2 separate regions of the Homo sapiens genome follow, and region 1 is linked to region 2. The links are chromatin loops, found by intact Hi-C in ENCODE. Cell type or tissue: dorsolateral prefrontal cortex. All regions are shown on one strand. Links, peaks and the distances in the headings refer to the core of each region. The heading gives the core; the rest is flanking DNA. Region 1 has its middle 12 kb from the start of TLE3. Region 2 has its middle 57 kb from the start of LINC00593.

Evidence for each region. A loop is a pair of places that touch in the nucleus more often than their neighbours do. Peaks named below come from ENCODE experiments on the same cell type or tissue, not always from the same donor. Only the 100,000 strongest peaks of a DNase experiment are listed, where the experiment ranks them.
Region 1: it touches region 2 in a loop (9-fold over the local background); 7 of 110 quality-filtered maps call a loop at or near these places.

Annotation. Positions count from the first base shown.
Region 1 is chr15:70,102,349-70,118,204 of GRCh38, reverse strand. No RefSeq gene overlaps it. Among named protein-coding and RNA genes, the nearest start is that of TLE3, 12 kb to the right of the region's middle. RefSeq lists enhancers at 4,601-4,895, 5,848-6,357, 6,358-6,869, 7,382-7,893. In dorsolateral prefrontal cortex, for the core only: no CTCF peak of the experiment used is centred there; a DNase peak (open chromatin) is centred at 6,704; H3K4me3 peaks cover 539 bases; H3K27ac peaks cover 751 bases.
Region 2 is chr15:69,884,177-69,900,032 of GRCh38, reverse strand. No RefSeq gene overlaps it. Among named protein-coding and RNA genes, the nearest start is that of LINC00593, 57 kb to the right of the region's middle. In dorsolateral prefrontal cortex, for the core only: no CTCF peak of the experiment used is centred there; a DNase peak (open chromatin) is centred at 5,982; H3K27me3 peaks cover 413 bases.

The DNA.
Region 1 (15,856 bases), core at 3,013-11,012, 220 kb before region 2:
AAAAAAACACTGCTATAAACATCCATGTGCAGATTTTTTTGTGTGGACATACGTTTTCAACTCCTTTGGGTAAATACCAAGGAGTGAGACTGCTGGGTCATATGATAAGAGTACTTTTGGTTTTGTTTAAAACTGTCTTCCAAAGTGGCTGTCCCATTTTGCATTCCCACCATCAGTGCATGAGAGTGCACACATACTCCGCATCCTCCCCAGGATTTGGTGGTATCAGTGTTTTGGATTTTGGCCCTTCTAATAGGTGTGGGGTGGTATCTCATCACTGTTTTAGTTTGGAATCCTCTAATGACATATGATGTTGAGCATCATTTCACGTGCTTATTTGCCATCTATATACCTTCTTTGGTGAGGTCTCTGTTCAGATCTTTTGCCCATTTTGAAATCAGGTCGTTTGTTTTCCAATTGTTAAGTTTTAAGAGTTCTTTGTATATTTTGATTAACAGTCCTTTATCAGATATGTGTTTTGCAAATATTTTCTCTCAGTCTGTGGCTTGTCTTCTTATTCTTTTGATAAATTAAATTTTTTACTATCAAGACACTCACGATACATACATCATGTTGATAACACAGATCGCAATAAAAGAAAAATATTCTTGATTATATTCCTCCAAGGATGATGATAATAATGATGATAGTAATGACTGTTCTCATCTTTGAAACCCTCACTATGTTCTGGGCCCTTGGCAATTGTCTCATGTGACCCCACCACAGAACCTTGTGTGGTAGGTATTACTATCCTCATTTTGCAGATGCTACAAAGGAGGCTCAAATAAATTAAGTGGCGAGACCAAGATTTCATGCTAGTGAGCAGCGGGGCCAGTATTCAAACTGAGCACTGTCAGCCCCATGGTCCTTGCTCTGAATGCTACAGTTTCAGCCTGTGCCATTTTCGTCTTCCACCTCCCATAGTTGGAGACTTCAGTATACAGTTCATGTCTCTCCCGCCCCCAGAACTTCTTTGATTCTTACTATCTTATTTCAACTTCAGGATCTTCCTAGAAGATGGACATTCTTAAAGAAGAACTAATTGAGACTCTAAGAGGTTAAATGACTTACTTACAGTCACACAGCCAGCCAGCGGGTGACTTCAGCTAAGCTGCTTTCCCAAGCCACATCCCAAGCTCCTAGACCCCACAGTCCAACTTTTCCCACTACTTTGACCCAGAAAAATTGTCCCTGGATTGCTGCTGTCATTCCTGTCCTGCTTCCCCCCTCCCCCATACTCTCTCCCATCATTTTTCTGTGCCTACTGGAGGAAACATTCTAAACTGCCAAGCCAATCAGGGCTCTCCCTGGTGCCAGTCATCCTGCCTTCCATCAATCCTCAAGAGGAAACAGCAACTCCCTGGGATGGCACGCCAGGCCACAGCACCCTACCTAACTCTTTTGCCTCTGCAGCCACAGCCCCCACCCTCCACATGCCCTTCTTGGCTGAGCCAAACCCCCTGCATCTGCTCTTCCTTGAACCTCCAGGGCTCTGCCCACATTACTTCTCGGGCTGGCATGCTTTCTCCTCCTGCTCTCCACCTGAGCCAGCCTCCTCACCCACCATGGCATGAAAAGGAGCTCTCTTTCGCCAAGCACTGACTCTCATCACTGGCAGTGCCAAGTACTTTATTTGCATTTTATTTAAATCACATAATAATTTGGTGGCAGGCGTCATTAGCCCCATTTTACAGAGGAGTAAGCTGAGGTTTAAGAGGTGTTAAGTAACTTGGCTAAGGCTACATGGTGGATAAGTGGCAGAGGTGGAACTTGAAACTTTGTCTGTCTAACTTTACATACAAGGGTCTTGACTTCATTAGTGACCCCCATGCTCCCAAGCCCTCCCCACCCCCTACCCCAGATTGCTCCCATAACACCTATGCATTTCTCCGTGATTACACTTCATGACGCTCTTTTTTTTAAAGGACTTTAAAAAAAATCAGTTTTAGGTTTACAGAAAAATCAAGCAGAAAGTAGAATTCCCCAACACCCTTTCACTTCACCCCCAGTTTCCCCCGTTACTAACATCTTGCATTAGCATAGTACATTTACTATAATTGATGAACCCATAGTGATACATGATTAGGTGAAGTCCACAGTTTACATTAGGGTTCACTCTTGATATTGTACATTCTTTGGATTTTGACAAATGTATAAAGTGTCACACAAAGTAGTTGCTCTGTCCTGAAACTCTCCAGTGGTCCACCTATTCATCCCTCCCTTCCCTTTAACCCTTGACAGCCTCTGATCCTTTTCCTGTGTCCATAGTTTTGCCTTTCCCAGAATGTCATCTAGCTGGAATCATACAGCCTTTTCACACTGGCTTCTTTCACTTAGTAATATGCATTTAAAGTCTCTCCCTGTAATTTCATGACTTAATAGCTCATATCTTTCTTTTATCCCTGAATAACATTCCATTGTCTGGATGTACCACAGTTGGTTCATTCATTTACCCATTGAAGGGCATCTTGGTTGTTTTCAAGTTTGGGCAATTACAAAGCTGCTGTAAATGTCCCTGTGCAGGTTTTTGTGTGGATATAAGTTTTTAACTCATTTGGATAAATACCAAAGAGCACAACTGCTACAGCAGCAACATCCTCTCTTACACAACACCACCCATCCTCTCCGGACCCCAGCCAAAGAACTCTCGGAAGCAGAGAATGTGTCTTGTCCTTCTCCATCTCCAAGACTTACATATCATGGGTCCTCAATAAATATCTGCTGAAACGAAAAATGCAAACAGACAATCATATACCTCGGATTTTCCAGGACATTTTAAATTTCATATTATTTTATTCTTTGCAACAAAAATGATTTAATATAAGCATAACCAAATAAAAATGAAAAATGCCTATGTAAGGCTTTCTATATTAAAACATTTCACGAACAGTTTTTTTTTAATGCATCCTTTGCTAGATACTGACTCTTGCCTTGGGATTCCAAATATGCAGTTGCCAGAGGGATGGTGAGAGGGACCTAGGCTGGGCATCAGACCTCGGTCACGTCCCTTGCCCACATGGGGCCATCATGTCCTCCTATGACACAAACACAGGCTGTTCTAGGAATCCCTGTCAGATGAGCCTCCCCATCCCACCTACCACTCTCCAGGGAAGGCAGGGGATTAGAAGGGGAGAAGGCCAGGTCTCTGTTAGCTGAGGTCCCACTCACAGAATGGGGCCCCAGGCCCCAGCAACAGGAAGGAAGAGGTAGGAGTACCCTTAAGCCCTTTCACTGAGAATAACAGTCATGTTCATTTTAACACATTGATCATGAGAACATTCATGTTCTTGATGGATTGATTTAATTATTATACAGCTCATTGATTTAGGGACTGTTATCTACATCACTGATCTCCAAGACTTTTGGCACCAGGGACCAGTTTCATGGGAGATAATTTTTCCACGGACGGGATGGCGATGGTTTTGGAATGAAACTGTTCCACCTCGAATCATCAGGCATTAGATTCTCATAAGGAGCACACAACCTAGAGCCCTCGAATACACAGTTCACAATAGGATTCACACTTCTACGAGAATCTAATGCTGCCGCTGATCTGACGGAAGGCAGAGCTCAGGCAATAATGCTTGCTCATCTCCTGCTGGGTCTCCCTGTTCCTAACAGGCCCATGGCCAGATACTGGTCCACAGCCCGGGGGTTCGGGACCCCTGATCCACATTCATAGATTCAGTTCCACCCACAAATATTTATTGAGTGCATACCACAGGCAAAGGCTCTGTTTTAGGGCTGCAGCAGTGAACAAGACAGACAGAGTCTCTGGCTGCCTCATGGAGATGGCATTCCCCACTGCAGGAGACAGACAGTGAGCAATCACGGGTTGTTAAAAGGTGAAAGTGCTAACAAAGAAACAAAAAGTAGAGCAGGGAGTAGGGTGAGCAGTGGTGGAGGTGGAATGGGACTGACTCCAGTATGGTAGGCCATGTTCAAAAGGTGAGGTTCTTAGCAAGATGTGAAAGAAGAGGGAGAGAAAGTTAGCCAAGAAAACCTTGCAGGCAGAAGGATCAACCAGTGTGAAGGCCAGAGGCGGGGCTGGATCTGGCACAGAGGAGGGGGTGAGTGGAGTGAGCGAGGCAGAGGGGCAGAGGACAATGGGGACAGGTCCTCTCCATGATCTGTTTGTGGCCCACCAGGCCACTGAAGGACTTGGGCTTTTCTTGGCTAGAAATGGGAAGACAGGGCAGGGTTTGGAGCAGAGGACTGACATGATCATCCTGACTCCTCAGTTGAGCGCAGACTACACGGAGGGGTGGAAGGGTGAAAACACAGAGGCATGTTAGGGGCTGCAAGAGTCTGCCAGCAGAGGCAATACTGTGGCTGGGACCTGCTGGTAGCAGCAGAGTGGGTGACAAGAGGTGGGACTGGGGATCTGGTTGGACAGTAGAGCCGTCATGATTCCCTGATGAGACTGGTGTCCACTTTAAAGGTCTAGGGGGGAAGCCCTTACCTAAGCCCTGTACTTGGGCAGCCCTGCGCATGGCCCATGGGAAATGGGAGATTCCAGACCTGCTTCTTTGCCAGGTAGGCTGCTGATGCTGGGGCCACCCAGAGACGGAAAGCACCTGGTACAACTCCCCTTCTCCGGAGTGCATGGGCCCCAATCCCAGTTCCTCTTGGCCTTACTGTCAATGGCACAATGATGGTAGCTTCCTATTGCACTCCCCAGAAGCTGACCTCCCAGTCACCCGGCCCCAGCATTCCAGTTAAAGAGGAAGCAGACAGGGCCGGAAGTCGAACTCGTGCCCCAGCATCCTCATACCCAGCCAGGAGCTGGGGCCTCAGGAGGGTTGGTGGGGAGAGCAGGGGAAGGGGTTCCTCTCAGCACGATTGAAATAATGTGTGTCTAGCCATTGAGCTAGGTGGTGTTTGCATGTAAGGTCAGAATGCCAGCCTCTCCTGGAAACAGCACTGGCCTTTGACTCGAAGATCTACGCAATCGAGTCCTGTTCTGCAGTTATTAGCTACCTGATGATGAGTACATCAGGAAACCATTCGGGTCTCTATTGCATCATCCTTAAAATGGGGACAATGGTGGCCATCAGATAAATGCAAATCAAAACCACAATGAGATATCATCTCACACCAGTTAGAATGGCAATCATTAAAAAGTCAGGAAACAACAGGTGCTGGAGAGGATGTGGAGAAATAGGAACACTTTTACACTGTTGGTGGGACTGTAAACTAGTTCAACCATTGTGGGAGTCAGTGTGGCGATTCCTCAGGGATCTAGAACTAGAAATACCATTTGACCCAGCCATCCCATTACTGGGTATATACCCAAAGGACTATAAATCATGCTGCTATAAAGACACATGCACACGTATGTTTATTGCGGCACTATTCACAGTTGCAAAGACTTGGAACCAACCCAAATGTCCAACAATGATAGACTGGATTAAGAAAATGGCACATATACACCATGGAATACTATGCAGCCATAAAAAATGATGAGTTCATGTCCTTTGTAGGGACATGGATGAAATTGGAAATCATCATTCTCAGTAAACTATCGCAAGAACAAAAAACCAAACACCGCATATTCTCACTCATAGGTGGGAATTGAACAATGAGAACACATGGACACAGGAAGGGGAACATCACACTCTGGGGACTGTTGTGGGGTGGGGAGGGAGGGGGAGGGAGAGCATTGGGAGATATACCTAATGCTAGATGACGAGTTAGTGGGTGCAGCGCACCAGCATGTCACATGTATACATATGTAACTAACCTGCACATTGTGCACATGTACCCTAAAACTTAAAGTATAATAATAAAAAATAATAATAAATAAATAAATAAATAAATGGGGACAATGGTGTCTATCCAAGAGAGCTGTAAGGGAGCAGAGATGTGAAACCACTTCACAAACTGGAAAATGCTGCACGAAGGTCAGATGAATGCTCACAGCCTGGGGGAGAGACCACATGTGCCCAGCTAAACGTGGAGCAGGACAGCCTGGGATGGGGGCGTCAGACACAAGTAAAGATACCATGCTAGCCTAGAGAGGGAGGTGACTCATTCTGACTAAGGGGGTACAGACAGCAAAGGTTTCACAGAAGAAAAAAGGATCTTGAAGAATGGATGGGTTCAAATAGAGAAGAAACGATATTCCAGGTAGAGGGAGCAGCATGGGCAAAGGTCTGAGGTGTGAAAGTGCACAGTATATGTCCGCAGGGAGCGATGGAATGATTCTGAGCAGGGGAATGGCAGAACCCAATTTGCTTAGAGGTCACCCTGGTTCCTAGGGAGGGATGGAGTGGAATTGCTAGGGCTGGCTGAGCAATACTGAGGCTTCAGCCAGCTGCACTCTCCAGAGGAGAGGGGAGCCCGCCCAGGTTCCCCCCGCAGTCTGGATCTGCGTGGGGGAAAGGCAGATGGAAGTGGAAAGCTAGTGAGGGTGGGAGCCTGAGCCAGGCTGAGCCAGCTGGCTGCCCCCTCCCCCTCCCCCCAAGCCTCCCTCTGCCCCAGCCCACCCCCAGCCCCTGGGAGCCTGAAGACCTGTTTGTTTTCCTTGTAAAGAGGGGAGCCCTGCCCTTTGTGAGATTTCTGCTTGGGAAGGAGCGAAATGTCTGCTTGTGCTGCTGCCTGGATTTCCAGCTATTGACAGAGACTCTGACAATGAAAGCAAAGGCCAAGAGAGGCAGAGACAAGGCGGCTGATTAAAATGTTCTTCCAGGGGGTAGTTCAGCCCTGCCCAGGGAAGGCTGGCTGGAAAACCCGTACTGGAGTCCTTTCCTCCAGAGCTGTAGGCCCAGTTCATGGTGGGGCTGTGAAAATAGTTGAGGAGTTTCTGCACCCCACCCCAATCCAGCTGATCCAGCTCCCAAATCCACTGCTGTTGTTCCACTCCTCCCTTAATAACCAGGGTCACTCATAGGACCAGAATTTGAGGCTCAGTGTTCTGTTTCTAAAATGAGGGCAATGATAGTGCCCATTTGGTGGGGTTTGTTATAGGTCAGGTTCTCCAAAGCACAGACTGAGATGGAGCAGAGTTGCCGATGAAAATATAGGACACCCAGTACAATTTGAATTTCAGATAAACAACGAGTGATTTTTTTTTTTTAGTATAAGTATGTCCCATGCAATATTTGGGACATAGTTATACTAAAAAAAAATTCATTGTTTAAAGGAAATTCAAATGTAACTGGGTGTCCTGTATTTTTATTTGCTAAATCTGGCGACCATAAAGTGGAGAATATTCCCATGCAGGGGACTCACTGGGGAGTGTTTCATTGCCAGCGCCTCACCTGGAGGCAGGATGGGGCATAGGGAAAAGTAGATAGGGCTTGATGAAGTCACAACAATGTCCCCGCGACCCCACGGGGAGCTCTGGATCTCGGTTGGCCCTTCAGAGCTGCCTCAAAAGGGCTGGGGCACGAGGCCTCCCGGGACCCTCACATCCTAGCATCATTTGAGGCTGGCTTTCCTGGGGAGGCAGCTGGCTGTCTTCTGCTGAAGTGGTCTCAGCTCAGTGTTTTCCTTTCCCAATACTCTCTGCAGCTGGGGCATGGGGCTTCAGTGCTGAGGGGGTTCTGCGTGCAGCAATCATGACCCTGTTGTTACACAGTTTGATGAGACAATTGTGTAAATGGCTTAGCTCAAGGCTGACACCTACAAGTCAGTCATTTTAGTATCCCCTGAATAAAGGCCAGGTCACTTAGCCTGGCTCTCAACCCATGAGCCATCCAGGGCCAAGTTATCTGCTCTTCTGATCTCCCTCAGCCCCTTTTGGGAGCCCTTTCCAAAATCATGTATGTTAGAGTACCATCTGGGAAGGGGTCCATGTCCCCCATGGGTTGATGACCCCACGTGTGGATCCTCTCTATACCTCAATTCTGCGGACCCCAACCAATAGTATTACAGAGATCTTCTGAAGATCCATTCTGAAGCCCAGCCCTATAGACACAGTCGTGGGGGCTTTGTTCTTGTTCAGTCTGTGTCTGGCCTCATTCTTGTCTGAGTTAGAAGTTACAAGTCTGCAGTTAATTAGGCTGGAGAGGAGCTTCTCATCATTGGCTAAAAGAGGAACCCTGTGTGCCAACTGTGGAGGGCAGCCTGGTTCTGGCTCCCATTCTCTCTGGGTTTGGCCTCCATAGAGAGGGAGGCTGCAGGCAGGTGGGCTGGGGCTGCCTGCATGTTTGGCCCTTGCTGGCTTTGGAGGAGTGTCTCCCTACCTCTCACCCCCTACACACACATTCAGGTCTACTGAAAACCCACCCACCTCTGCATTCTCCTTTTTCGAGGACTCCAGGAACCCTTTGATGAACATTGACTTCTAACATTGAGGCCTCTGGCTCCCCAGCTTCCCATCTTTCTGTGTCTCCCATTAATGTGAGACATATTTAAATTCTGGGAGCAGAGAATCTGGCTCTAGGTAGAAAAGCGTCCAAGCTTGGATTTAGATAAAGAGGCTGAGGAGTCTGAACACATTGAGACCAAGCGGTTGATGTGTCCTCATTCATTCAGAATCACTCACAGTCATTGAAGGCTTGCTGCCAGCTGCGTTATCTTGCTTAATTCTCACAACAACCCTGTGAGCAAGGCTCTAGCATTATCCCAATTTTACAGATGAGGAAACTGAGGCTTAGCAAAAACAAGTGTCTTGCCTAAGGTCCTAAAGCAAAAAAGCTAGGGTGTCAGGATTCCAACTTGTATATCTGCAAGTAGCACTTAAGCTCTGAGTAGCAGGCTGTGCCTAGGTTGCGTGGAGTCACCTGTTCATGTATATGCTTAATGGCCTTGTGTCATCATTACATTCAATATCACTACTCTAATAAAACAGATAAACATCAAGGAAACATAAATGACCCCAAAAAGCCTCAGTCAGGCAGAGATTGGCACAGTAGGGAGGTCTGCTGGAAGAAGCAGGAGTGTATCAGTCAGAGGCCAGGTGCTGGGAACAAGAATCACCCCAGCTATTGAAACAGACATTTAATAGAAGCAATTAGTATCTTAAGCTAGAGGAGAGGCCTGGGGGCTTGGCCTGCAGGAACTAGAATTCCACAGAACTCACCTGCCAGAGTCGCTGCCTCCTTTTATTTATTTTTTTAAATCCTAGTAAAAAACACATAATATAAAATTTATCATCTTAATCATTTTTAAGTATAGAACTCAATAGTAACTATATTCCTGTTGTTGTGCAACAGATTTTTGGACTTTTCATCTTGCAAAACCTAAACTCTCTGCTAATTGAACAATAACGCCCCATACCTCTCTCCCACCCGCCCCTGACAACCATCATTCTAATTTCTGTTTCTATGAGTTTGATTACTTTAGATTCCTCAAATAAGTGAAATTATACAGTATTTGTCTTTTTGTGGCTTTCTTATTTCACTTAGTATCATGTTCTCAAGGTTCATACATGTTGTAGCATGTGACAGAATTTTCTTCCTTTTTAGAGCTGAAAAATATGTCATTGTGTGTCTATACACACACACACACACACACATCCACATCACATCACATTTTCTTTATTCACTTATCTGTCAGTGGACATTTAGGATGCTTCCACCTCTTGGCTATTGTGAACAATGCTACCATGAACATGGGTATGCAAATATCTCTTTAAGATTCTATTTTCAATTCCTTTGTATATATACTCGGAAGTGGGATTGCTGGGTCATATGTAATTCTATTTGTAATTTTTTGAGGAACCTGCATACTGTTTTCCATATAGGCTGTACCATTTTATATTCCCACCAACAATGCACCAAGGGTCGAATCTCTCCACACCCTTATCAACAATTCTTTTTTTAAATAGCAGCCATCCCAATGGGGGTGAGGTGATATTGCATTGTGGTTTTGATTTGCATTCCCCTAATAATTAGTAATGTTGAGCACCTTTTCATATGTTTGTTGGCCATTTGTATATCTTCTTTGGAAAAATGTCTTTCCTTTGCCCATTTTTTGACTGAGTTATTTGGTTTTTTATTATTCAGTTGTAGGAGTTCTTTATATATTCTAGATATTAACTCCTTATAGATATGTGATTTGCAAATATTTCTCCCATTCCATTCTGTAGGTTGCTTTTTCCCTCTTTTTTTTTTTTTTTTTTTTTTTTTTTTTTTTGAGATAGGGTCTCACTCCAGTTGCCTAGGGTGAAGTTCAACAGCGAGATCATGGCTCACTGCAGCCTCAACCTCCTGGGATCAGATGATTCTCTCACCTTAGCCTCCTGAGTAGCTGGAACTACAGGTGTGCACGACCATGCCCGGCTACTTTGTGTGTGTGCCTGTGTGTATGTATGTGTATTTTTGTAGAGATGGGGTTTCTCCATGTTGCCCAGGCTGGTCTTGAACTCCTGGGCTCAAGCAATCCTACCACCTCAGCCTCCCAAAGTGCTGGGAATACAGGTGTGAACCACCACACCCGGCCCCCTTTTCCCCTCTTTTAATCTATTCCTTTCATGCAAAGAAGTTTTTAAGTTCTAGTCCCATTTGTCTATTTTTGCTTTTGTTGCCTGTGATTTTGGCATTACTGCCAACACATCATTGCCAACTCCAATGTCGCAAAGATTTCCCCTATGTTTTCTTCTAGGGGTTTTATAGGGTCAGAGGGCTGCCTCTTCCAGTATAGTCAGAAAGATAGGGAAATAGATGGTGGCCTCGAGAACTTCTGACTTCAGGAAGGTCTGTCATCAAAATTCAGAGCTGAGAGAGTTGCACCCTCCACCCACACAACTTAACGCTTGACGTTTTTGAAGGTAGTGGCTGGATACTGGAACATAGGTGCAGAAAAACTCACCATCTCCGCAAACACATCACCAGCCAGAAAGAACAGGTAGCCAGAGATGGTCTCTGTCTTACTGCTGCTCTCCCATCTTGCTTGGGTGGATCTAATGGGAGAGTCATGTTTACTTCAGAACCCTTCCAGTGAGTGAGTCTAGAAGCATAATTTTCAGCTGTCAGTCTCTGCAGTGTAGAACATATCCAGTGAGGAGGTTCAAATGGAAGACAAGTGCCAGGAGGCCAAGGTAATAAATTAGGTGATGTATTAGGAAGTGCCAGGCCCCTACTTAGTAGAGAGCAGAGCATTATTTCACTGGGACCTACCTGGCATGAAGGAAAGGCGGGTTAGTGAGGCAGGATAGTATTGGGTAGGGTAATGCAATGGTGATGGGCACAACCTCTGCAGCTCAACAGGGCTTACACGGAATCCCAGGCCCACCACGCATGAGCGGTATGACTTGGCTAGGTTATTCCATCTCTCTGGGTCTTCCTTTCCTTCTCTGTAAAAGGGTGGGAGGCTGCCCCCAGAATAATCTGTAGCCTTTCCCTTCTGAGCTGTTCAGCCCTTCCACACAGCAAGGCCTGAATTTGAGTCTACTTTCCCTACCAACGAGCTCTGGGGGTATGAATGGGGCCTCTAAGAGTCTCCCTTTTCTAGTAGGCCATTTCACAGGAGCAAATGAGATGTGAAATTAGAGCTAAAAGACTCCCAAAGCACGAGGAAACACAAGATCCTCGGAATGAGGCATCACCAGGACACCTAAACTATAAAACAGATAAAAATTAAGGCTGTTCTGATTGAGGTGGAGGAAGCGATCCCTGTGACCACTCTCTTTACTTCCTCATCTTCTCAGCACTCCCATCAACTTCTGAGGATCCCAGGACCTCCTTAGGGCACAATTTGAAAGCTTGACTGGTTTACAGAAAGAATCAATGCCAATGCCAGAAGGCCTAAGTCTGGTCAGAATTCGCCATCGTCAACTTGTGTGGTGGTGGACAAACTACCTAACCTTCCTTGGCCCTCAGCTTCTTCATCTGCCATGGAGATAATTTTCCCTGCTCTACATGTTGCGTCTTAACTAGAAACCCACAGACACGACAATGCTTTAAGCAGAAAACACAAGACAAAAGTAAGATGGCGTTGGTTTTGTTTGTACCTTGCTTCATACTATAGATTTTTTGTGGTAGGTTAGTGGTCAAATAATAAGTTGGACCTCCAGGCCCTCAAAATTGAGTCTTTTTTTTTTTCAGTTCCACTCCAACATCAAAATCTATAGTCATCTATGTGCCTTTCTTACAAGTGAAGCCCCTTTGCCCCTTTTCTTGCCCCCATTTCTCTCTACTTCCAGAACTCCCAGGTCCACCTGCAGCCTGGACCTTCAGAGTCCCCATCAGTCTCTTGTGTTTGCCCCCCAACCTTGTTCCAACCCACCCCTCTCTGGTTGCCCCATCTCCCTCTTGCAGAACCTCAACTTCAGGAAGGGCACTCCCCAAAAAGGCAAAAAATACCCCATCACCAGTCCACTCCTCCCTGCCAAACTCCATACAACCTAACTGCATTTAGCCTTCCACCCTGACATCTTTCAGGGATGTGCCAACAGCAACTTTTGTGACTATTTTCCAATGTTACGCAGGCACCTAATGGCCCTGGGCTGTAGTCCCCACTTGGAGGAGCTGCCAGAGGATCCCAGGACTTCTCTAGCATTAGCTCTTCATAAAGAGACTTTATCTGAATGACTAGATAATTGCTAACTTGTAGAGCAATCTTTAAAATGGCTCAAATACTGCACAAGGCAGGAACCTAGAGCTGGGGGTATTTGAATTACTTTCTAGTAGAGAGGGCACTGAGAGTAGAGGACAGAGGATAGGCTTTGGAGACAGAGGGGCCTGGGCTCACCAATCAGCTTCTTCCCTTCCTGAACATGTGACACTTTCCTTCCTGTATCTCAGTTTACTCATCTGCAAAATAGGGACATAGAGAATGGCACTATCTTTTTTTTATTATTATTATACTTTAAGTTTTAGGGTCCATGTGCATAACATGCAGGTTTGTTACATATGTATACATGTGCCATGTTGGTGTGCTGCACCTATTAACTCGTCATTTAACATTAGGTATTTCTCCTAATGCTATCCCTCCCCCCTCCCCCCACCCCACAACAGGCCCCAGGGTGTGATGTTCCCCTTCCTGTGTCCATGTGTTCTCATTGTTCAATTCCCACCTATGAGTGAGAACACGTGATGTTTGGTTTTTTGTCCTTGTGATAGTTTGCTGAGAATGATGGTTTCCAGCTGACAATGACACTATTTATTAAGATTACATGAGATAGTATATGTCAGGATCTCTCAACTTCAGGACTATTGGCATTTGGGGCTGGATAATTCTTAGTTGAGGAGGGTGTTCTGTGCATTGCAGGATGTTTAGAGGCATCTCTGTTCTGTACCCAAAGGCACTGCTACCCTGAGTTGTGAAAACCAAAAATATCTCCAGATATTGCCCAAATTCCCCTTGGAAGCAAAATCACCCTGAGTTAAGAGCCACTGGTGTAAGAGAACACGCTTGATACAAAATCAGGCTCTCACTATTGCTGGATGTATGTGACAAACTCACGTTTATAAATTCATTTATTAAAAAGATACAAAGCTGATAACAGATCTGAGAGTGAAAATCAAATCTGTCAGGCAAATACCCTCTCATCTCTCGTTCCCTCCCCATTCCCCATCCCAACTCAGAACCTCCATCAAAGACCAGGTATGCCGGGCACGAATTCTACCTAAATGATCCATACTGACCCCAGAACTCCCCTCCACTGGCGTGGATAATTCTTACAGCGTGGGCCTCCACCCTTGTGAAGTTGAATGCATTAATACCAGCAAAATATTTCTTAATCTCCTAAGCCTCAGCTTTGAATCCTTAAAAAGGAACGAAAGAAACAGCACAAATCTCTTAATTAGAATGCCCAATCACTTCGATAAATATTTACCCGGTTCGGGCATGAGGCATGGAAACCCTGTGCCATTAGTCAATAGAGGTCAGCAAAGTGCACCTTGGGAACAGTGGGATGCAATTCAGCTCAACTTTGGAGCGGGTGTAGGGGAGAATGTTTCCAGGCTTATGCTTCTGCTAAAGACAGGTGAACAAACACATTCCATGCCTACCCTGCACACCTGCCCCCCCACAAAGTCTCAGGTGGGCATGAGGGCCTCATTGTAAATCATCGCCTGGTAGTCTGGCTTCCAAAGCTTTCTGGAGAGAGGCAGTGGCTTCCTCTGCTAGTTGGGCCATGGAGCAAACCAAACCATTCCCCAGTGAGTGTTCTCTGTAGTGCCCTGGCTGGGTACCTTTGCTCCTATCTGGAGCTCTCTTCCTTCCTCCCCTCTGAGCCACAGCAAGGGCCACCCTCTATAGGCAGCTTCCCTAATTGTCCCAGTCCCTCCCCACCCCCACCCTTCTACCCAATACCATTTCCCTGCACAGGCTCTATTTAACTCTGAGGGCCTAGATACAGCCTGGAATACAACCTGGAACTGGGGACAGTCTGGCCTTGTGTATGTTTTCGAAGGCAAGGGCTTTCCTTAGATTTTGGAGGTAAGCTTTCTGCAGATTCTTGCCAGGTAAGAAATTAGGTGCCATTATTCTCATTTTACAGAGGTAAAAATGGAGACCCCAGGAGTTTCGGGGTCTTGCCCAAGATCTTGCAGATCTTCCAGACTCCTGAAGCCCAGGTTGGTGCTGCCACACAGTCCGGATGAGTGGATCCCTCTCTCCTGGCTGTAGTAACCTTCAGAGGCATCCTCACTGGAGCCTGAAATGGGAGTCGGGATAGGGGCAGGGTCTTAGAGAAGCAAGCTCTTAGCTCCGTTCCCCAGGGAATAAAAACAGCTTGTCAGGTGGCAAAACTAAGAAAAGACCAAGGAAGCAGAAACCACCCAGGTGCGGGGTGAGGGGGAAGGGAAGGGTTTCGATAGAAGTATTTGTTCATCCTGTCCCCTCTGCCCACCACAACTTCTGTCCATCCTTTTGAGCTGAGCTCAAGCTCCAGCCTTCCAGGAAGCCCTTCCAGAACCACCCTTCTCACAACTGTTCTCCCCCACTTCATACTTTATAGGCTTACTTTTTGTGGCTTGTCTTCTCAGAAATGCTATGAATATTGCACTGTGGTGGCAGACAGATTTCCCTCTGCCTCTATCCACTCCCACCTCACCCCAGCTTTAGCTTTGAATTGCCCCTCCCCATTCCTTCCTTCCCCTCTCCTGCACACTCCAAGGGTCCTTGGGCTTCAGGGATGCCCAAGGTCATCTGAGGACCATGATAAAGAATGGGATTCCCAGAGAGGGAGAGGAAGGCCCAGTGACCTCGGGAGGGCCTTCCTGAGAGTCCAGAGGAGAGGAGCTGGGTGTTCCCACCTGGGCTTGGCTGTGTCTATGCAGAATAAGGTTGGGGCTGCTGCCTGGCTTGCTCCCCCCAGGGCTGGGATAGAAGACCTTCCTAGCCTCTCCAGGCACGCAGAAAATGTTGGAGGAGTTGAATCACCCAGATAGTTGTACATTATCATCATGGCCACCACAGCTAACTGTTATCGATCACTTAATGTGCCAGGTTCTGTACTAAGTACACTACATGCATTATCTCCATCGATTCTCGGGACAATCCTCCTCAGGTACTGGATTGTTATCTCCACTTTACAGATGAGGAAATGGAGGCTTAGCAAGATTAAATAAGTCCCCCAAGGTCACATAGCTTGAACCAGTCAGAGAATGGGAAGACGAGTTGGGAGACCCTGGGAAGTCCTCTCCTTCCACTAGCCTTGGTCCTCTTCCCTGAGATGAGGTAGCTGCAGGATGAGCTTTATAGGAGCTCCCTCTGGGGCCCTCCAGATTCCTGTGGTCCCTCTTGCAGCCCTGGCCTGCATTCTCAGGAAAGCCAAGCTTGTAGATACAGCAGGGCGTAGTAGGTAAGGGCAGGCACACTGGTGCCCAATTGCCTGGGTCCTGTCCCTGGGACACTGATGCCCAAATGCCTGTGTCCATCAGTCACTGATGTGACCTTGGGCACATCATTGTACCACTGTGTATCAATTTCCCCATCTGTAAAATGGGGCTGATACTCATGG
Region 2 (15,856 bases), core at 2,805-10,804:
AGGAAATATTAGCCATCATTATTTGCTGCTATTGTTGCTTGTATCATTGTCTCTCCCAGGGAAGATTCTAAGTTCTGCAAGGACAGAACCTATGTGTAATTCATTTTTGTAACCCCAGGATGCCAAGCACAACACCTGTCACAGAAATTCAGCAGTTTTGGGCTGGGCGTGTGGGTACACGCCTATAATCCCAGAACTTTGAGAGGCTGAGGCAGGTGGATCACTTGAGGTCAGGAATTCGAGATAACCCTGGCCAACATGGCAAAACCCCATCTACTAAAAATACAAAAATTAGCTGGGTGTGGTGGCACATGCCTATAATCCCAGCTACTTGGGAGGATGAGGCAGAATTGTTTGAACTGGGGAGACGGAAGTTGCAGTGAGCTGAGATCGCGCCACTGCACTCCAGCCTGGGCAACAGAGTGAGACCCTGTCTCAAAAAAAAAAAAAAAAAAGGAAAAAAGAAAAAAGAAAAGAAAATAAATTAAACAATTTTATGCATTAAGCACCTACTGTGTGAGCGCATCATGCTAGACTGCCATCAGGATCTTGCCTGTGATGACCTGTGAGGTGCAGAAAAAATTGGTCCCCTGAATCCTTGCACAGTACATGGGCGTCTTTAGTGCTAACATGCCTTGTCTGTACCCCAGACTCTTCCTTCAGCTACCAAGGTCCTCACCTCTTCCTCTTGTTCCAAACCAGTTGGATAGAGCTCCAAAGAACATTTAATAAATTCACACACACTCAGGTATAGATAACTGATAACCACTTGATGTGTGATGTGTTGTTTCTCCAAGGGATTATTTTAATTCCAAGAAAGATCTAAACCTAAAGCAGATGTTCTTAATCCAGGTCCATGGAAGGTCTGAGTGTGGGTACAGTCAATGTGCTCAAACTTTTTTCTCTGGGGAGACAGTCCATATCTTTTATCAGATTCACCATTGGTCTGTGAACCAAAAAAGATTAAGAAATTGTTCCCCTCCGTCTCTACTAAATTACAAAAAATTAGCAGGGTGTGGTGGTCTGCACTTGTAGTCCCAGCTACTAGGGAGACTGAGGCAGGGGGATCGCTTGAACCAGGGAGGCAGAGATCGCAGTGAGCCAAGATTGTGCCACTGCCCTCCAGCCTGGTGACAGAGCAAGATTCCATCTCAAAAAAAAAAAAAAAAAAAAAAGAAATGGTTCCCTAGAGTGGGGCTGTCCAGTAGAACTTTCTGTGGTGAAGGAAGTATTCTATATCTGTGCTGTCCAATATGGTAATCACTAACCACTTGTGGCTATTGAGCACCGGAATTGTAGCTGGGGCAAGTGAGGAACTGAATTTTAAAATCTATATGAGTTAATTTAGATTTAAACATAAATAGCTTAGCATGGCTGGTGGCTGGTGGCTACCATATTAGGCCGTGTAGCCTGAGATGATAACGATTTGATAGTAGAATTTTAGATATGTTGAAGAGGTGACATTTTAGAGTATACAAGGGGATTCTTATGAACAAGAATTTCTCAAAATTTCTCTAAAATTTAAATTTCTTTAAAATTTAAAAATTCATTGGTTCATTTACTCATTCATTCATTCAGGCATGCACATACATGAATCAGCACTGACATCTGCTGAGCAGCCACCAGGCTTGTGGTACTGAGAGAACAAAAGGTGACTAGGAGAGTTTTTTACAATTTACTGGGACCAGAGTGTCTGCCTAGACAGGTCCCTTTGAGGATGCCTTTGTATTTAAAAAAGCAAATTTTAAAAAAATGGATTTCCCTACTTGTCAAATCCTTATGACATTTGACAATCTCAAACAAGAGAATGTTTCTTCCCCTTGGAAGAACGTTTGATCCCCACAGATAGGGAGGAAGCGGATCAAGTAGCTTGCAAAGTGGAAGAGGCTGGGGATATCTCCTGGAGGATCAGGTTCCATTTATAAATGGGAATCTCACAGTTAATGTTTTATGGATGTCGGTGAGGCAACCTTTGGGAAACAAGGGGACTGAGCATCTGGTATTTATTGATTTTGAAGCTTCTTTTCTTCCATGTTATCAGTAGCTCATCTACTCTTGGGTTGTGGTGAGGGTTAATTAGCTTTTATGGGTGAGCTCTTATAGCAGTGCCTGTTGCACCATGAGTGCTCTGTGTCAGTTATTATTATTGTTGAGAAAGTGCCCGGTAAATGTAGAAGCGGTAGGTGCTCAATACATTTGTTGAATGAATGACTGAAATTGCTTAGTGCACAAAATTAAAAAGCGTCAAGCAGAATCAAAGCTGAATGTCAGTGTCTGCAATGGCCTTTGCCAATTGCAAAATAGGCCAGTACCATGGCCAAGGCAATGAGTCTCTGCTTTGTGAATGCGCCCATGAGGGTTTGCCATCACAGCACGATGACTCCCAACTGAGGGCCTTGGCTTCTCAAGTGGAAATGGACTAGACATTGCTTAAGACCTGCTTCAGCTGTCCTGATCTAAGAACGTGTCACCTATCTCTAGCTGGGTCTTTTCAGCATGTCAGGCACAATGACAACATCTAAATCTACTCCAGCCAAGAGAGCTACAACAATCCACTATGTGAACATAGAGACCAGAATTCAGTTCCAAACAACCCATTTTGCAACAGCTTAAGAATTTCCAGTTGTGTCTTCTAATGAACATCAACTCCAGAAGTGGGACGGCACTGTAGACATTTGCAAGTGAGTTATGGAGGCGCTCTCAGCCCTGCCAAGGAAGGGGATGCGCCAGCATCCCTAGAAATAGACAAAACAACTCCAGCAAGGTCCCAATTGCACACTATAGAATTTTTAAAACTTGGAGCGAACAACCCCTTCCATGTCTGGCTGTCATTAAGCTGGACAGTCATAACTCCTTTCTGCTGGCTGCCTTCAGCCCTTCATGTTGTCTTTATCTTGTCAACACAGAACCCTTTGGCCTCCAATCCTATTCTTCTGATTAAAATGCCAGCATTGCTCTCCAGATAGCTCTTAACTTTATATCCTCTTAGAAGAAAAACAAAAAGGAAAATTGATCAGGACAGTTCAGTGTGTGAGGAATGGACATCATTTTAGGGTGGGGAGTGGAGGAGGAGGAGGCTGGTCCATGGTAAGGTTGCTAGAAGACTCTGTCCTGCATGGGTCTCAGGAATGAGGTCTTCATGCTTGAGTGGGGAACCAGGCTGCAAAGAGGAATGTGAGTTGGCATCTCATGGGATGACTTCAGTTCTGAGGGAATCCTTCCAGACTGGATATTTCTGAAAAGTGATAACCCCAGATCTGCCTGCCCAACCACTGTTCTTCATTCTCTCCCTCCTCCTCTGGATTGCATAGTAAAGAGAGGGGAGGGGAGGGAGCTAGTACTTGGAGTTGGCCAAACCTGGTCAACCCAGTAATTTCCTAGTTACATAGCATTGGGCAAATGTGTTCATCTCTCTGGGCCTCTGATTCCTTAACTGTGAAATGGGAATATTAAATCTATCTTGTAGAATCATTGGAGGGTGAAATAACTGTATGTGAAAGAAGTTACACGTTGAGAGGAGTTTTTGTTATTGTGATATATAATGTCTTTATTTAGCATTAAGCTGTTGGGCTCACTCTAGTGGATCTCACTCATCTCGGTTTTCTCAAAGAACCCTGTTTTTACCTTCCAACAACTGGTGCATTTTACTCCAAGATTTCCTGGTTTTATGGCATTATTTCCACCATCTTTGGCAACGTACCTTCCTTTGCCAACCAACACATGCTCACAAACCCTCCATTCAACATTTAACAAACATTCACTGAGTGCCTACTCATGCATTCTCTGTATGCCAGACCATCAGTGAACAAAATAAAGATTTAGGTGCACATTCTAGGAAGGCGAGAGAGACAATAACTGTAATACATAAGTAACTTATACAATCTATTAAGAAGTGGTAAGTGCTATGAGAAACTGAAAAGTGGGCTGAGAATGGAGTTGTCCAAGGTGTGGGCTGCAGTGGTTAATAGGGTGCTCAGGGTGGCCTCATGGACAAAGCAAAATGTTAACAAAGACGTGATGGAGATGAGGAAGTTGGCCAAGAAGAAGAAGTTGGCAGAGTAACTTTCTAGGCAGAGGCAACAGTTCAGCAGAGATGTGAAGCTGTGCAGGAATGTTCAAGGGCAGGAAGGACCTAGAGTCAGGGTTTTAGAAAAGGGCATGCAGATGGAGTTGATGGAAAGTGCAGGTCACACGGGGCCTTGTTGGCCATTGCAAGGATTTGAGGTTTGACTCTGCATGGAGTAGAAGTCCACTGTAGGGCTTTGAGCAGAGGAGAAACCTGATTGATTGCACTTGTGTTTTAAAAGGGTCTTCTGGCTCTATGTTAACGGTAGATGGTAGGAGGTAAGAGTGGAAAGAGGGAGACCCATTTGGGAATCTTTGCTGTAAGGTACAGGATAAATGATGGTGGCTTACACCAAGGTGGTATCAGGGGAAGTGGGGAGAATGGTCAGAGTCTGGATCTATTTGAAGGTGGAAGCACCAGGTTTGCTGATCTATTAGATGTAGGGTGTGAGAGAAAGGGAGGAATCAAGGGCATCTCCAAGGTTTTTGGCTGAGCAAGAGGAAGGATGGAGGTGCTATCAGCTCAGCTGAGGAAAGCTGTGGGTGGAGACAGTTTTGGGTAGGAGGAGATTGGGAATTTTGGATATGTTGAGTTTTAGATGCCTGTTAGACATCTAAGTTAAGATGTTGAGTGGGTGTTTGGATATATAAGACTGAAGTCCAGGAAAGAGGTCTGAGCTGGAAATATAAACGTGGGAGTCAGCAGCATCGAGTTGGTATTTAAAGCCATGAGACTAGATTGCCATGAGCCTTTCTTCCCAAAAACCCAATATACACGCATAATAATTTTCATTTGTGACTGTGTCACAGATTTCCCAAGGATCTCCCATCATCTATCAGTGGATGGTTAATTATAAAATTTGAAAAGCCTAAGACTGTCAGTGGTTGGAAGGTGGAGTAGGAGATAGAAGCTCAGAGCAATTTGTTAACTTTTAAGTCTCTTAGTTGGACTGAAGGCATGTACCAGTGCCCAGGGTAACATAGGCAAGATGGCAAAGTGGGGTGGTGAATTATATTTTTGGGAGAAGAGCCGTAATTCAGTGTGGTGGGGTAGTAGTCCCTCTTTCTCTCAGTCTCTGTATCTGAGTTTCCAGTCACACAGCATAGACCTGACACCAAAGCCATGCTCAACCACGAGCTTGAGATTCCAGGATGATAGTCCCTGAGAAGGCAAAGTTGTCATCTCTCAAGGCCAGGAAGGAAGGAGATGCACTGCCCTAACCAAGAAGATTTCACACTGGAATTCAGGGAAGCTAGAGAGCCACACATGGGATATGGTGCTTGGTGTGTACTATGCATGGGATGTTGAAACAGCAACCATGGAGGAGACGTCCAGGGATTTCCAGGGGCACAGCCAGGAAGAGTCCATGCACACCCAACTACAACCCCATGTCCCACACCCAGTGAACAACTCCATGAGCTATAAGCAGTGCTGAGTTCTAAGCCAGAGGTTCCAAATGATGTTGTTTATCAGAACCTTGGAGCTTATTAAATATACTCATCTCTGGGCACTTCTTCCAGACCTCTGAATCAAAATAAAAAAACATATGATTTTGTAGGGGCCTCTTGGGGCTTCCAGTTAAGTTCATTCTGACTCTAAGTGTCTCATATTGAGCTTGGTTTGGTCCTTGATCATTGCTGTGCATCCCCTCTGTTCCGGGGAGTGGGCCACATCCTGCGGAGAGCACAGAACAATTTGAGCTCTGGGTTCTGCCTTCAAATAGCTCAAAGACATGAAAAGAAAAAGAAGACTTCAAGAGTGAATTCCAGGCAATAAAATTATGGCTCTCTCCAGGCAATGCTGTGAGAACCCAGTGGATGGACACCCTGGAAGGGCTATGAGATCATAGGAGGGCTTCTGCCAGTCTCTGTCATCCACTGGCCAAGAGAATTGCAAAATGTGGCACGGATTTGGAGCCAGGATTCCAGCTGGCTCTAAAGGGAAAACAGTGTCTCACTGTGTCTGCAGAGCTTGTGTGCTGGCAACACCCCCAGGGAGAACTTGCTGCATGGGGGAGGAGGTCTGTACATAGATGTCTGGAGCAGATATGACGAGCCATGGAGGGAGAGAGCAGGAGCCTTCTCCCTGGCCCAGCCCCTGGACCATATCTGAAAGCTGTGAAGTGGAGGCTGCCGGCGGGGAGCTGATGCAGCTGTTCTCACAGGGGCTCAAGCAGTCCTGTTTGGGAGCCCAGATGACAAACGTTCTACAGAGTGGAGGAAGCATGTATTTCTCCCCTGCTTGGGTTCCATGGGGACTCTGGGCATCATGGTGGTTTTCTGTGGAACAGTGAGTGAGAGCATGGGAGACTCTGATGCCAGGCTGTGGATACAATGCCTGGTGGGAAAGTGGAAACTTGGAAACTTGGTGGGAGACAGCCAATGCCTGGTGACCATGGCCAATTACCTTAAGTGGTAACAAGACAGACTTCTCTGGGATTCATATGAGACCTTCCTGTGGGTTCCTAGAAATATACTCACTGAGAGCAGACACCTGTGCAGGGAGTCCCACATTAGCAGGTGAATGGAGAGAGCCAGAACAATCTGCTTAATACTGTTAAGTGCTGAGACGTTTTGTGTACCAACAAACTGAGGAATCCTGGGAAAATTCAGTGTGCCTCAAAGGGACCAGAACATTGTGGGGGATGAGAGGTGGAGCTAAGAGTGGGTAAATGACTGTGTGGGCTTGTATTTGTGTTTGGGAAAATGTGAGTTGCCAAGGATGACAGAGATAGCAGTCTTAACTCAGTGGCTCCCAGGGAAACATTCTTTGGTTGTTGGAGGGTCTGAAAGCCCATATGATATAGGCAGTCCTTGGTGAGGACGAGTGGGCAGGGTGAACAAGGCCCTAACTGTATTGCTCATTGAAGGTATCTGGCAAAACTGGACCCTTCTGGGAAAGTGACCACAAACTCACATTGTCTGGAGATGAAACCAGGGAAATCAAGGCCAAGAACCCAGAGATTTCCCCGAGATGGGGTCCCTGAGAAGATGAAACCCACACCCTAATGGCCTTCCCTCCCAACACTGGGGTGTTACTAATGGGCATTCCAAGTGTCACTTTGGGATGAGTATGGGACACACCCTAGGAGCATTCCTATTTCCCAGGCTACAGATTTGTAGCCGCTTTCATAATTTATAATTATGTGTAACCTTATAATAATCTATTCCATACTCTCCCTCTCCCATCTCAGGTGATTCCCTTCCTTTCCTTACAGAGAGGTCCCCCTTGCTGTGACAAACACTTACGCAGAAGACAAGAAGCAAACTGGGCATTGCAGAAAGTGTCCAAAGCTATTAATGATTTCACTTCCTCTCCATTTTACTACTGAGAGAGCAAGCAATTGGCAAGCAACCTCATCCCCCCAAATCCTGACAGAAGCCAGAGGGCTGTAAGATCCATGGGTGAGATTATATGACACCACCTAATTTGTTCTGAGCTTCCTGAAAGCTGCAGGGAAGATATTGGAATTGTAGTTTCTTCTGAAATACAAAAATAAAATAAAATAAAAGGTTGTGACAGAGATTTAAATGAGAATAAAATGCCAATTAACTCAGAGATATTGAACTAGAATCCGTTTCTCAGAAGAATCCCAGGTCGCACGTGGTGGATCAGTTTCAATTTCCCCCAAAGCACCGAATGGCCACACCGGGGAAGCAGACATCAGAACAATCCAGAACTCGGTGCCAGACCCACTACTTATCACTTTAATTGACACTTACTCCATATGATGCTCATACTTTCACCGAATGGGTTCAATTTAATTTGAAATGGGGAATTTTTTTCTTTCCCCTATTGAAATATTTAATGCAGCAGGCTTTAACTAAATAGCTTCAATCCTCGCATTCCATTACTCTTCCATTTCGCTTTAAAAATACAAAAGAACCCCTCCAACCATGATTTATTTGGAAAATATTTTACTTTTACCACCTCTGTAATTACAAAAGCTAATGGTGCATATCTTTTCTTTTAGTAGGTGATGGGACAGTTTGGCAAAAAAAGAAATCCCTTCTTTGATATCTATTCTGCCGTCCTCAACAATAAATTAACAGACACAGGCCTACGGAAAAGAAGTCATCCTTAGACTCGGGGTGGTGATAAGGCAACTCTTCTATCATGGAGCATATGTGTTTGGCTCCCAGCACACCCTGTACCGCACACACTGTGAGAACCAGGGGTGGGTGAGGAGGGAGGCAGCATCTTTGCTGAGGAGAATCTGGATTCTGGGTGATCACATGAAAGTAGGTGGGTTCTCCCCGCCCTGTGTTTATTAGGGCTGACAGACGAGTGCAAGAACATTGTTCACCCCGAGGTGTTACATACTGATACACTGACAGGCAATTATCTTTGGAGATAGTGTTAAAACACAACAATTAATTGGAAGAGCAAGAGAGAGAGTGGTGGCCCCAGGCCGAGGCAGAATGGTATTTCTAAAAGCTCTGTGAGGCTGGTAATTCAGCTTCAATGGGTCATTTGATTTTCACCACCTCCCCGCCCCAACTGAAACCTTCCCAGTGCTTTGTTTTTCAAAAACATTAGCCTTCAATGTGTCTCAGACGTCATTAAAGTGCGGGCCAACCTCCCATAGCAACTTTCCAAAATGGTGCCTGGCAATAGAGAAAAATCATTGCCTTAGCAAAGATGTCTCACACAGCCTGCTTTTGTGACGGTAGATGCTGGCAGAATGTCTTTGTTTCAAACTGAGGCTGACACATGTCTGCTTAAATAAAACATTCCCACTTCAGCTGACTGATTTGGTGGGAACAAGAAGTTCACACGCCAAAGCATGGGCTGACCTTCATGACCCCCCCACCAGCAGGGGGGAAGAATGCATTGTTGTATCCTTTTACTAACAAGCATTGAGAAGTGTGAGCTTTTCTTTTGCTTGTTTTACCATGGTGACATCCATTGACCTATATTTGATATTCTGCGTAATATACATGTGTCAGAGATCACACATTTGATTGAAATGGGGAAAGGAGGACAAGGAAGAGAAGGATGGAGGAAGCATTTTATAGTTTAGCAAAAACCTGAATGTTTTATAGAGAAGTCTTCATTTTGAAGAGGCAGAAACCAACTGGATTTAGCTTAAATGGAGAAAGAGGAGATTTATTTTTAGGACATAGGGATGTCTAACAGAATCTAAAGGAACTCAAGCTTCCTGATTTCAAGAACAGATCAGAACAGGAAGCCATTTGGTCTCTCCCTTCATCTCTCATCCCTGGTAAAATCTTCGTTTTCCCCTTGCTGCTCAAATTGGACCCTCTGCCTCTCTAGTCTACATGGCTATGGACAATTCCAAGCCCCAGCAACCAAGGCCACATGTTGAAGGTACAACCACATGAAGGGTTCCTGACTCATGCAAATTCAGAATAAGGGTTTTGACTGGTCTGGCTTAAACCAGGTACCCATGCCTTGTCCAACCACCTCAACACAAAAAGTAATGACAGAAGCTAGAGGGCGGGGTGATTCATGGATCAGATTATATGACACCCCCTAATTTGCTGCGTGTCTTACTCTAGAGGGTAAGTCACTTTGAACAAAATGTTTGTGTATGTGTTGAGGCAGTTAGAGGTTCAATGTGTACAGAAAGACTTTTTTTAGTTACAATACAAAGAGAATCACTTTTTTTTTCACCAAAGAAAATATTAGAGGAGATTTAACAACAGGAAGATGTAGTCCTAATTGTGGTGTGTTATCTGGAGAAAGCTTAACTGCAGGAGTCAGAGTTTGATGTGTTTAGGCTGGCACACTTATGGCTACCCCAGGGGTAATATATCAACTAGGGGAGGAGCTGTTTTCCCAAAGGAAGTGGGGTGTTACTGCCAGAAGGAGAGGCAGGAGATGCTGGGTGGACAGAAACCACAGATATTTTCTTCCTTTTCTAGGTACTCATATTGCTCAGTGGGTTCTGGGAATCCTTGCCCTACCATTAGGAGTTCCACAGGAGAATGCATCTTACTTTTAGACTATCTTGACCTTCTGCCTCTCCTCAGTCAAAGTTGTGACAGTGTGCATGCCAGTCTGCAACACAGATCCTTGCCAAAATAGGCTACATCAAGCTCATCACGTTGATCCCAATGTTTGTCTTAGTTCATTTTGTGTTGCTATAACAGAATGCCACTGGTAAATTATAAAGAAAAGAAATTTATTTGTCTCATAATTCTGGAGGCTGGGAAGTCTAAGAGCAAGGCTCCAGCATCTGGTGAGGACCTTCATGCTGTGTTATTCCATGGTAAACAGAGGAAGGGGAAGCAAGGCCAAGAGTGAGAAACAGAGAGGGTTGAACTCACATTTCTAACAATCTCCTTTCATGATAGTTAACCTACTCCTGATATAATGACATTAATACATTCCCAAGGGCGGAGACTTTATAGCATAATTGCCTCTTAAGAGTCTCCCCCATTAATACTGTCACAGTGGCAGTTAAATTTCGACATGAATTTTGGAGGGGACACTCAAACCTTAGCATTCCACTCCTGCCTTCCCAAAACTCACTCACATACAAATTACATCTATTCATTCGATTCCAACAGCCCCTAGTGTCTTAACTTGTTCCAGTCCCAACTCAAAAGTCCAAAATCTAGAGACAGTCTCATCTGAATCAGAGGTAGGTGAGGCTTAAGACACAGTTCATCCTGAAGCAAATTTCTCTTCAGCTGTGAAATGAACAAGTTATGTGCTTCCAAAATACAATGGTGGTACAGGGATAGGATAGACATTCCCATTTCTAAAAGGATAAGTAGTCCAGAAGAAAGGGGTAGCTAGTCCCCACTACATCCAAAACCCAATAGGAAAAACAGTAAGTCTTAAAGCTAGAGAATAATCTTTTATTTCATGTCCTGGATCCTGGGCACACTGATAGGGGGTTGGGGCCCCAAGGTTTTTTTAGGTAGCCTTGCTCTCGTGGTTTTACTAGGCTTAGCCCATGCTTCAGCTCTCAGGTTAGCGTTTTGTGCCTGCAGCTTTCCCAGGCTGGCTTTGCACACTGGTAGCTTTCCAGTTCTGAGGTCTCAGGAGTAGCTCCACTCCCCCAGCTATACTAGGTATTGCCCTAGTAGGGGACTCTCTGTGGTGAAAGAATCTCCTCTGCAGTGTTACCCCTGTGACACGTCTCTGCCTAGACCCCCAGGCTGTCTGAGATATCCTTTGAAATCTAGGTGGAGGTAGCCATGCCCCCACAGCTTTTGCATTATGCAAGCCTGCAGAGTCAGCACCATGTGGATGCCACAAAGGTTTATGGCTTCTACCTTGCAGAGGAGTGAGTTGGGCCACATCTGGGTTCACTTAATCTGTGACTGGGATAGCTGAAGGGGTGCTGCACCAGAACGTCAGAGTCCCGAGGTGGCAGCAAAACCTTGGAGGGTGCCCTGGGCAGTTCCCTGAAACCATTCTGCCCTCCTAGAGCTCTGGGCCTGTGATGAGAAGGCCAGCCTTGAAGATCTCTCAAATGCTTTGAGGGTCATTCTCCCATTGTCTTGAGGATCCCTTCTATTCATATTAATCTCCTTAGCAAAGGTCACTTGGCCATACCCTTGATTTGCTCTCTCTAAAATGCTTTTTTATTTTTTACATGGCCAGGCTAAAAATTTCAAACTATTTCCATTCCACTTCTTTTAAATTACAAATATCATCTTGCTATTTATTTCTTCTTGTATCTTACTATATGCAGGTGAAAGTAGGCACATAGCTTCTTCAATATTTTTCTTAGAAATTTCTTTCACCAGATATCCTAGCTCATCACTCTTAAATATTACCTTCTATAAAGTCCTTGGGCATGGACACAATTCAGCCGAGTTCTTGGCAAGTGTGTAACAAGAATGGTCTTTAGTTTCTAACATCTTGTTCCTCAGTTCCACCTGACACCTCATCAGAATGGGTTTTACCATCCATATCCAACATTCTTTTTTGTTTGTTTGTTTGTTTGTTCTGACTCAAACTTGGTGACCTGCTCTAGGACCCAGCCTCTTTGCAGTCTTCACTCTCCAGAATCCCACGCTCCAGTAAAATTGACACCCTACTGTTCTCTCACATGCTCTGCACCCATCCTTCCTCCTTCCTTTTCTCCTGCTGGTCCCTCTGCCTGGGGCACCCTCCCACCTTGAGCCCCACATTGTCTGAATCCCACTGTAGTTCTAGATACAGCTTCAATACCCAGTCCTCATGAAACCCTTGCAGCTTCTCCAATGCAGAGTGGCTTCTCCCACACTGACCCCTTGAAACATCACATCAGATGACATCACCACTAGTTTCTTAGAAAGCTGAGAGCCTCTAGATATTTTCCCACTTCATGCCCCATGGCAGCCTTGAGAGGGAGATAGCATAGCCCACTCCCTGAAGGAGAGGGGGCTGAGGCTCAGAGAAGCTGCAGCGTGGCTGAGGACACTTGGCTGGCAAGGGGAGTGCTGGGATTTTGTGCAGGTCTGTGCATTCCCAACATGTGCACTCATTGTAAAGGGGAAATGCTTCTGACCTGACCTTCTTCTCTACCCGATGAATATGGCTGTTCCAGGTGAGAACTGTGGTCATTCCTGGGTCCCTAAATGTGGCAGCACAGTGGCCAGCACAAGGTAGCTGCTCATTACATAGATGTGGAAGGAAGGGAGGGAAGGAGAAGAAAAGGATGATCTGAATCCATATACTCGAATCATAAGCATTAGGGGATAAATTAATTGCTTGATTTAGGATTTAATTAGGGCTTAAGAAAACAACAGCTGTTTATCTTGAGTACCAACTGGGTGTGATGACATATGATCCACCGATAGGAACTGAGACACTGTGCCCACTTAAGATAAGCTTCAATAAACTGAAAGTGAGCGATGAACTACTATTTAAATGGAAAGGACAATCTTTTTCAAAGTCTTAAGTAAAACATTACCAAAATGTAGCATCTTTAGACAAAGTTGGAGTTGGAGAATATAGCAGAAGGGAAAAACTCGAAGGTGGGGAGGGGGCAGGAGACCTGGGATTGAGTCTTGGTGGTTTATTAATTGTGGGACCTTGAGCAAGTCCCCCTTGTTCCATGGGTTTCCATGACCTTATCTGAGAAAAGATGACCTGGATCACTGCCCACTGGAATATTGTGCCAACTCATGCTCGCACTGAGCTCTCAATGTTTTGCCCAAGATTCTATATCTCATTTTGTTTCAAGCCACGTGAGCTCCCAAGGCAATCTTTGCAGGATTCTCTTTACCTTTTACGGTCTCTCTTCTGCCATGCTGGATTTTCTAGGTCAAGGAGGGAGACCCTGAAGCTGGCACACATGTCTGTATCTCCCTCATGCTGGGAGCTCTGGGAGGATGGGTCCACATGAGAGTGAGTTCTCTGGAACCAGTGCCCAGCTGAGGGTAGGCATAGAGTGGGCCTCTCAGGAAAGGAGGGATGACTGAGTGGATGGATGGATGAGTGAGTGAAGGAACAAATATGTGATTGTCATATTCAGGCAAAGAGACCAATGTAACCAGTCAATCCAGAAGATCTGTCGGGAAGAAGTGCTCCACATGCACTGAGTTCCTATTTGCCAGGTGCCAGGCACTGCACTTAGCCTTTTCCAAGCACTGTAATCTCCCAACAGCTCTTTGGAGTAAGTGCAGTTATTTCATCCCATTTCACAGATGGGGGAACAGAGACACCAGTTGCCCAAGCTCACAGGACTGAGGTTTAAATCCTAATCCTCTAGAGGCCCAAGCTGGTGTCTTGAACCTTCTGAGCCCTGTTTGCATCCACAGCTCCCTTTCTGCCCATCTGCAACCGAGAGACCCTTCCCCCTCTGACAAGTGTTGATCACAAATGATTGGTGGGTGGGCGACCCTTGCATCCTCTGGGAAGATCAGAAAAGGCACCAATTGGGACGTGATCAATGGGACAGGAAGAAGACACCTCTCTCACACTCTCAATAAACCCAAATTTTCTATAACCACGTCTTTATTTTTTAAATAAATCCAGAGCCCCACAGGCTGCTCAGCTTCTTCTCCAGGCCTGCCCACCCTTTGAGAGCTTCAAGGCTTAGAATGAGGCCGGGTAGCCCAGACTCACTTAGGAGTGGGACGTCTGTCACCCGCCCGTCTTGCGGGATGAACAACGAAGCTCTCTTATCCCACTTGCTCCCCCTCCCAGGGCCGCCAAGATGTAGGGACAGGCGTTAATTGAAGCCACAGCGAACTGGGCCAGAGCTGCCTGCGATGCTGAGAAACACACCGGCTGTTTTCAAAGCGCCTTTCTCTCCTCTCCTTTCTAATGAAAACCCTCATGTAATCTGTTAGTGCCACTGCACTGGAGCATGAATTATTCAGAGAAGTCTCTGTTCGGTTATCTCCCCTCCCCGGGGACGCCCCTACCATTGTCCGCACTGATGGGTCATTATGCACTCTGTGAATTTAATCTTTTAGGCTATCCGGCCGCACAGAAAAAATGTATGAATAACAATTTTCCTGTAATAACCTTCAACTAACCTTTCAACTAGAGTGAGTCATTCCAATCCCATTTTCACATCAAGAGGAGTCAAAGGCAGGCAATTACCTCTTATCTGTTTCAGAAGCTGCCCCCACCCCAACTGCACCCTTAATTTTTAAAGAGGTGTTGAAGAATGTGTGGGAGCCAGTGGAGGAGGGGGCCTGGGTGGAGGAGGTGAGAAGGGTTGGGTGGTAAGAGGCAGGCACTGGCATTCCAACACCGAACTTCAGCCTTTCCCTCTGGACCTGCCTTGCCATCTCCTAGGGTCACCAGCACTGCCTCTCATCAGCCCACAATGTGGCTTTCTCAGCCCTCTGAAAGCAGCCACCAGTTCCCTCTCTTGCCCCCACTAAGGGAAAATGTCTCCTCTATCCAGAGATTTCCACAAAGCCCTTCCATGGGAGGCAAGTTCAGATGAATTTTGTCTCCTAGTGAGAGTGTTGGGCTCACCATGCTGCTGACACAAGAGAGGATGGGGAGAGTGGGGGCCTGTGCCCACCCCAAGAGCCCCATTTCACCCCTGGGCTTGCACAGTGCAGAGATCTGGAAGGAGCCTGGACTTTGGAGTCAAGTGTAACTGGCTTTGAGACTTGGCTCCTCCAGCTGTGTGAACTTGGGTAAGCCACTTTACCTCTCTGAGCCTTGGAAGGGCTTCATGGATAAAATGGGGATAACAATAACAATAACTTACAGAATTGTTGTTAGGGTCAAATGGGACATGGAAGCAAACTCTGTCCAGTGCAAAGCCCCGGGGCTGGGTCAGCTCCTCCAGTGAGGCTGAGGCACCCCTACCCCTATTTTTCCCATCTCCTTTTTTTGATCTTGGGTTCAGCCTGGTTCTGAGCACCCAACTCCCTTCCCTAAGCTCCTTGGCTCCCCAGATAGGGGCTAATACACTCATCCACACTCAGGTCTTAGAATGGCAACTTCTAATGGCTCAAAAAATCCTAAGAGGAGGGGGCGTGAGCAGTGCTTACCCTAAGGGACTTGGCCCATTCGTAGTGTGTACAACTGACTCTAGGCCTTTCACTCCTGGAGCAAGTCTTTGCTTTGTCTGTTTTGCCTCCAACCAATCTTTTCTTTTTTTAAATTAACCAAATGAAAAATGTGAACTCAGAGTGTGAAATGACTTCTCCAAGTCCTAATTCAGAAGAACAGATCCTGGACCAGGACCCAGGGGTCCTGACTCCCCTCCCAGTGCTCAGAGCATCATACTGCCTCTTAAAGTGCTTGAATGGTGGCAGTACAGGCATGATGGCCTTTGGCAGGAAGGGATCCTTGATATTCCTCAAACCAAACCTTGCCAAGCCTTGGTGAGTCTTCTTTCCAGGGTCACAC